2 separate regions of the Homo sapiens genome follow, and region 2 is linked to region 1. The links are chromatin loops, found by intact Hi-C in ENCODE. Cell type or tissue: ovary. All regions are shown on one strand.

What was found. A loop is a pair of places that touch in the nucleus more often than their neighbours do. Peaks named below come from ENCODE experiments on the same cell type or tissue, not always from the same donor. Only the 100,000 strongest peaks of a DNase experiment are listed, where the experiment ranks them.
Region 2: it touches region 1 in a loop (5-fold over the local background); 1 of 110 quality-filtered maps calls a loop at or near these places.

The regions. Positions count from the first base shown.
Region 1 is chr6:149,343,168-149,347,167 of GRCh38, forward strand. The region is part of intron 1 of TAB2 (TGF-beta activated kinase 1 (MAP3K7) binding protein 2); the gene reads left to right. Among named protein-coding and RNA genes, the nearest start is that of TAB2, 27 kb to the left of the region's middle. In ovary, no CTCF peak of the experiment used is centred here; no DNase peak of the experiment used is centred here.
Region 2 is chr6:148,772,532-148,776,531 of GRCh38, forward strand. The region is part of intron 1 of UST (uronyl 2-sulfotransferase); the gene reads left to right. It overlaps LOC107986659 (a long non-coding RNA gene), which reads right to left and starts at 1,032. Exons shown (of 2, transcript XR_001744408.2): 1 at 1-1,032. In ovary, no CTCF peak of the experiment used is centred here; no DNase peak of the experiment used is centred here; H3K4me3 peaks cover 344 bases; H3K27ac peaks cover 631 bases.

The DNA of each region.
Region 1 (4,000 bases):
TACATTGAGTACAAGCAGTATAGGGAATTCAGTTAATGAAACTACTTCCCTCTTCCTGAGATCCTCAACTATTCTACCCTACTAATGCCTTTACCTAAAAAGTTGATATATTCATACATGGCGAAACCCCGCCTCCACTAAAAATGCAAAAAAATTAGGCAGGCTTGGTGGCGTGCACCTGTAGTCCCAGCTGCTTGGGAGCCTGAAGCACGAGAATCACTTGAACTGAGGGAGTCGGAGGTTGCAGTGAACTGAGATTGCACCACTGCACTCCAGCCTGAGCAACAGAGTGAGACTCCGTCTCAAAAAAAAAAAAAAAGGTTAATATATTCTTCAGTAATTGGAAATTAGACATATTATTTCTGGATAGAACCGAGCAATGTATTATATAGTACTTTACCTGAAGAATTTAGTTATATTTTTAAACTAAGTGTATAACTAATATTTGCTAATATTTTACTTGATTACCCAAAAGAAACCAGCCAAGGAAGTTACAAATAGTCAGAGTCATCCTGGAGTGTAACAACAAAACCAAAAACTGAGGTTTCCTAATGCCTTAGATTTTAACCAAGAGAAAGCTACTCATGAATGGTTAGAGGGCCAAGATCAATTAGCTTTTAAGGATATTTATTCCTTTTACCAATATATATAGATGTAGAAACAGAATTAATCCCTGAAAGATGAGTTTATTTACTAAATGGGTAGATAATCATACATGTCTTTTGATTTTAGTTCAGTTTATCTAGGTTAGAGATTACCGAAAACTGAAGAGGAATTTTGTATCCCAATTGTGAATTTAAAAGGCAATCCTAATATTCTAGCATGTGCTTAACTCCTTCCTTACATCCCTTCCTGCAGTATTAATGCATAATGAATTTAATGTCTGGCAATTTAGTCAGCATTAGGTCACTGATTATGTGCCACATTATTTGTTTGGTGTTTAAAGAATTATGTGTCACTGAGTGTTGAATTAGAGCTGGAAAGGGAGCTACTAGTTAGGGTCATTACCACTGTTAGGTGAATTGAAGTAGAAATTGAAGAAGGAATTACATATGAATATCAAGTCTTAGTTATTTTCAGTGGTGCTATTAATGGTGAAATTTTTCTCCATTATTCAATGTAAATAGACACAGCTGGGATGTAGAAATCAATAAACCTTGTTTTAGTGAGCTTACAGACAAGTAATATGAAAGTATCGTAATAGAGATGCATACAACATACTTAAGAGTACTGGAGAGAATCAGCTTTGTGGAGAAGGTAATGTTTCTGCTGAACCATGAAGGATAAATAGAATTCTTTAGAGAAAGCAGCAAGAGTATTTCTAAGTTATGGAGATGAAAGTATTTAATATATTATAGAAATTGTGAGCAGTCCAGTGTGCATAGAGAATAGTTGGATAGGGAGGGGTGTGATGGGAGATGGAGCTATGTCATGTTTTTTTGAATGTCAGATGAAGGAGTTTGGACTTTAATAGGCAATGGGAATCCGTTGAAGATTTCTCAGAACTGGTATGTGTTAAGTCAGTGAATCTTTTGAAAAGCTGACTACCGTAGAGTGAGGGTTGAATTGATGAAGTTAGAGGTTAGGCAGTAGTAATGCCTAATAAGGGACATTTACTCTGTCAGGCATTGTGCAAAGAGTTTTACCTGCAGTTTCTCACTTAATCCTCACTACTGGAATATTGTAAAAAGTAACTGAAATAATACATGTTTAAGGCATTTAGCACAGGACTTGGCTCATAGTAAGTGTAGAACCAAAGTGATTATACTCTAGGCTCAGAGAAAACAGCGTGTCTTGTCCACCTTTGTATATGATAGTACAATAACTTTCCATAAAGGTATTGTGTTTATTGGGAGACTCTTATATTTAATAGTAACAATAAGCCTACTTCTTTTTCTACCACCCCTTACCTCTTTCCTTTAATTAATTAAACCATCTCATTGGTAGATGTGTAATACTTAGTCAGTTTGAGTGCTTGCATAATAAATAGTTCACCTTGAGTTAGCCTTTAGGTAAAAAAAAAAGTCACCTGGCTTCTTTGTTTTAACCAAGGATTACAAATTATGACACTAAGCTTAGACATGGTTAATCATGGATGGACCTACATATATAAATTCATAAGTAACATTTAAGTTAGAAAGTAACTGTAAATCTCATCTATCAAGCATCCTGATAATTGGTCAGTGCTGCAGCTGTAAACTGCACATCCATAACAGTTTCAGCATAGACAACACAGGCTTTGAGTTATTTGAAGGTACCTGTGGTTGGCTAATACAGGTACCTTCAAATAACTCATTCTGTTCTATTCTTACTCTATCTACATATCAGAATACAAGTAATATTATAGAGAAATATATAAGGAATAACTTTATAGTAATGCATGAATATGTGTTATTATAAAAATTGGGACAGATGACTAAACCTCCTTGGAATACCTTCCATCCATGTGTCCTTCTACTCAGCCCCCTCTCCAGAATAATTAGTGTGTGTATACTTTCAGAATCTTTCCTATACAATCATATAAAAATATCTGTTTAAAATACATCTATTTTCAGCATCATAGGAAAGGACAAAACATTTTTTAAAAGCTTTTTAATATAATGCATCTTTTGTGTGTCTTTATTTTTACACAAAAGGTGTTATACATGGAATCTGCATCTTGATTTTTTTTCAGTCAATAAGGTCTTATAGGTCCATATAATTATTTGGATATATTTGTCCATATAATTATTTGGACATCATATTCCACTAAACAACAACAACAAAAAGCTGCATGGTGTTCCTTAGTGTGGCTATGCAATAATGTATTTATTTATTCCTCCTAGATGGCCATTGAGGTTGTTTTTAGAAGCACACACTGGGATGACCATTCTTGTTTACACCACTTTAAACACGTGTGTTTTTTCTAGATTAGATGCTTTAATTCATATAGCTGGATAGATGAAGAGAGGGAGGAAGGGGTGGATGGGTGGATGGATAGATGGATAGAAAGCTAGAACTCTGATACTTTATTAGTAGTAGCAAATATCCATGTACACTTTGTCTAACTTGTGAACTTATCATACTCCTAGTGCTATTGTGCACACGCCCACGCATGCACGCATGCACACACACACACCCCTCTCCCTTAGCAGCTGGCCAGGAGTCCACTATGGGAAAAAGTCAGCTGAGGGCTATGACATTAGAAAGAAAATGAGCAGAGTTATATGAGATGAACAGGAAGAATCATGGGACCAAGTAAGGCATTGAAACTGCATGGGGATCAGATCAGTTGGTGAAACTTTTTTTTTTTTTTTTTTTTTTGAGACAGAGTTTCGCTCTTGTTGCCCAGGCTGGAGTGCAATGGTGTGATCTCGGCTTACTGCAACCTCCGCCTCCCGAGTTCAAGCAATTCTCCTGCCTCACCCTCCCAAATAGCTGGGATTACAGGTGCCTGCCACCACGCCCAGCTAATTTTTGTATTTTTAGTAGAGATGGGGCTTCACCATATTGGTCAGGCTGGTCTTGAACTCCTGACCTCAGGTGATTCGCCCACCTCGACCTCCCAAAGTGCTGGGATTACAGGCATAAGCCACCGTGCCCAGCTGGTGATACTTCTTATAACTTTCTCTGAATATTAAGGTGCCATTTTAAATTAATATTTAACCAACTTATTAAAATTTCTACACATCATTCAGTGAATTGGTTTGTTATAAATGTTTATGGTTGGTGTAAGATGAAAATTGGTTCCTTCAAGTGCTTTTATTCTCTTTTCTCCTCTTTCCCTTTTACCCATAAATAGGAACTTATTATCATACTTAGCTCCTGTTTTCTTTTATAGATGATATTTATGCACAGGATAGATTATCCAAAAATTAGAGTGAAAGAGGGCAGTGAACAATAATGTATTGCAAAATAATAATGAGGTATGAATTATAAAATGCACAAAAGGTAGTTATATAATATGTTTTGATGAAGTATAACCATTCCGTCTTAGATTTATTGCACTTTTCTTGATCCT
Region 2 (4,000 bases), 570 kb before region 1:
CATGCCTCAGCCTCCTAAGTAGCTGGGATTACAGGTGTGCACCACCATGCCCGGCTAATATTTGGCATTTTTAGAAGAGACAGGGTTTCGATATGTTGGTCAGGCTGGTCTCAAACTCCTGGCCTCAAGTGATCCTCCCACCTCGGCCTCCCAAAGTGCTGGGATTACAGGTTGAGCCACCGTGTCCAGCCCCTTCTGAGCTTTCAGTGTTACTCCCCATCCCTAAGACATGAGATCTGGGCCAGAATCTTTCTCAGAGGGGGAAATTCCAAATGAACATATTTTGAATGTCTTAAAACCTTATCTGTTAGAGGAACTTTTAAGAAAAGATCAAACATACTTCCAATTTTACAATAGTTGTCAATTAGAGGATGGAATTGATTTTACTATTTTTCAACAACTTTATTAACATTTTTTTGCGAACCTCTTTTTCCAATTCAGCAAACTTTTGCAAGTCTTGACATATTCTTATTCTAGGCATTGGTGGGTACGTGATCTCACAAAATTGTTTAAGGAATTTTAAAAAAAATTATAGAAAATAGGATCTATGTTGAAAGAATTATAAAGTGCATTACAATTTGAGACTTAAATTTCCATATCTTTTAATTTTACCTAAATTTATATGAATTTTAAAATGGTGATTGTTGGCCAGGTCTGGTGGCTCACGCCTGTAATCCCAACAATTTGGGTGGCTGAGATGGGTGGGATCACCTGAGGTCAGGAGTTCGAGACCAGCCTGGCCAACATGGTGAAACCCCATCTCTACCAAAAATACAAAAATTAGCCGGCTGTGGTGGCAGATGCCTTTAATCCCAGCTACTCAGGAGGCTGAGGCAGGAGAATCGCTTGAACCCGGGAAGTAGAGGTTGCAGTGAGCCAAGATTGTGCCACTGTACTCCAACCTGGGTGACAAGAGCAAAACTCTGTCTCAAAAAAAAAAAAAAGTGATTGTTTTTCATGTTTGGAATTATATGACATGTATGTATTAAGAGTCTAATTTATTTTTCAAGTATAAATGAGGTAAATGCAAATCCCAGAAGACTGTTTTCTATGCACACACAAAACTACATTTCTTTTAGTACACAGGGAAAGGTAAATATTCAAATTCTTTCCGTTGGGTGACATTTTGTTCACATATTTTTGTAGGGCATCCATACTTTTGTTTTACACTGAACAAAAGGACAGTGTGAGGGACAGATGTCAGAGTGAAGGTGTGAATTTGCACCAAATGCCAGGTTTAGGGCTCAGAATAGCATTTTTTTGTACGTGGGGCGCCATGAACGCAAAGACTTCCAGCGGGATGGGCGTTGAGCAGGGATTGTCTAAGAGGAATCAAATTGCCAAATGTCTGCTGCCAGATTATTCTTCCCTAAAATTGATCTCCCTGAGAACTTGTCTTGCGGCCCAATTCCCACCAGCTTCCCTCTGTCCTCCCCGACTTTATAAAGAAGCTTATCTGACTCTATGCTGGTGTCAAACACCTCCAGGTACCAAAGGAAGAATTCAAAATCCTGGCATGGAGAAAGTGAATGACTAGTGACTACAGCAAACCCTTTTGCAGGTCACGTGGCTCCTATTCTTGGCTTTCAACCAAAGTGAAGGAGGATCTAATCTAGTTATCCCCTCAGGTAGATCACCAACAGATCACTATGGGATTTAGAAAGATGTTAAAGAAGCGTGTGACACGGCTATAACTAAACACTCTCCATTCCTGTCTGTTAAAGCGAACAAGGTTATTTTATATATATATATATATATAAAAATATAATGAATAAATAGGAATAAAATTGAAATCAGTGAAATTTACTTATAGACAAGGCCCTATTCACTGTATTTATGATCAAATTCCACTTTTGATTTTAATTATTTGTGAAATGTGTAAAATCTTTATATTGTTTTGATCAACTGTGAAACAAAGGTAATCTTAATAATAACTCAAATTCAGGATATATAGTTTAAACTTTTAAAGCATTATGGTCACAAGAATATTTTTTAAATGAATTTTACTTTACCTACATAGTTTTGTCATGTAGAAATAGAACAGAGAGATCAATACAGTAATTTCAAGCGTGAAGTATAATCTGTTAGAACAAAAATCTGTGGGGGGAATGGAATGAAAATACAAGCTGAAAAATTTGTTACTCAGACTTTCTTTTCAGCATTTTTTAGAGGATTTGTGAATTTCAGAGAAAAATGAGTGCATGAGGTCAGGTGCGGTGGCTCACGCCTGTAATCCTAGCACTTCGGGAGGCCAAGGTGGGCGGATCACCTGAGGTCAGGAGTTCGAAACCAGCCTGACCAACATGGTGAAACCCCGTCTTTACTAAAAATACAAAATTAGCCAGGCATGGTGGCAGGCGCCTGTAATCCCAGCTACTGGGGAGGCTGGGGCAGGAGAATCACTTGAACCTGGGATGCGGGGGTTGCAGTCAGCCGAGATTACGCCACTACACTCCAGCCTGGAGTCTGACAGAGTGAGACTTCATCTCAAAGAAAAAAAAAAGAGTGCATGAAAGAAAAGCTTGTTAATTCCTCCTTGACTTCATAATGATCTCACCTCTAACAAGGGTTTCCCAATATTGAGAATATCTTAAACATACATATGCTATCCTCTCCGTCCCTCCTAGGCCCGCCCTCTACCTGAGGTAACTAGTATTCTTGGTCTTGTATTTATTGTTCTCTGCCAAGTTTTGCAGGGCTTGAATATTATGTGAATTTGACAGCTTCCTTTAGGACAAAGAATAAAACATTGTCAGTTAAAAAAAAATGCCCACTCCAGTGCAGTGTCGCCCAGCGTGAGAGGTTGTGTGGAGAAGGGGAAGTTAGGATGGAGCGAGGTGGTGGTCTTTACCAATGGCAGTTTCCTTTTGCAGATTTTGCAAAAAAAACGTGAGCATGTGCGTTTATTGTTAGAGCCACCCCTCAGACTTGGAAAGGAGCTCATAAAAGTAAGGGCTCCTGAAATTTAAACTTCAGCAGTCACTGTGAAACTACCTCTGTGTATGTGTATGTGTGTGCATGTGGGTGTGCATACACACATACATCCCTGAAAACTGTGTTGGTTTTAGTTGATTGTAACTCTTTTTTTAATTAAATTTTTTTTTTTTTGGGGCGGGGAGAGAGTCTCACTCTATCCCCCAGGCTGGAGTGCAGTGGCACGATCTTGGCTCACTGCAACCTCTGCTTCCTGGATTCAAGCAATTCTCCTGCCTCAGCCTCCCGAGTAGCTGGGATCACAGGCACACGCCTCCATGCCCAGCTAATTTTTTTTGAAATTTTTAGTAGAGATGGGGTTTCACCATGTTGGTCAGGCTGATCTCGAACTCCTGACCTCAGGAAATCTGCCCGCCTCAGCCTCCCAAAGTGCTGGGATTACGGGTGTGAGCCACTGCGCCCGGCCTGGTAAAATATGAATTTTATACCTTGTTCTAGGAGAACAGGACGTATATATTTGATTGTTATTGCTATTGTTTTATAACTTGGAGGAATTATGAGCTGAAATTTTATTACTTACACTTTATTTTCTGCATTTTTTAAAGGACATGTGAATTCCAGAGAATTGTCCTTATTTATTTTGGCTGAATTAATAGGGCAAATTTGCCTCCTCTGAAGGAAAAAAAATAGACAAGAAAGATCTCTTTAAATACCAGCCTGGTGTTGTTCTGTGTTAGAGAAATTCTGGCTTTTGCTTCAGACCTCCAGTCCTGGTTTCCAGAAGAGGAGCACTTTCTGGTTCTCATTCAGGCCCTTAGTGGATCTTCTTCCAAGATTTTTAAAAATATGACCATTAGCTTACATTTTCCTATGTGTTCAATCCTCTTCTCAGCAGAAGTGTTTGCGGTGGATTTTTGAGGGTGGGAGTGTGGTCAATGACGCAACTGAGCCTTTCAGGGACTTGGAAATAAAGCTGTTTTATTGTGATGACCAGTTTTGTGCAGAATCATCTCATTCTTTTCTGCACGTGGTGAGTTTTGAAGTGAAACTTAAAGTTTAATGAGAT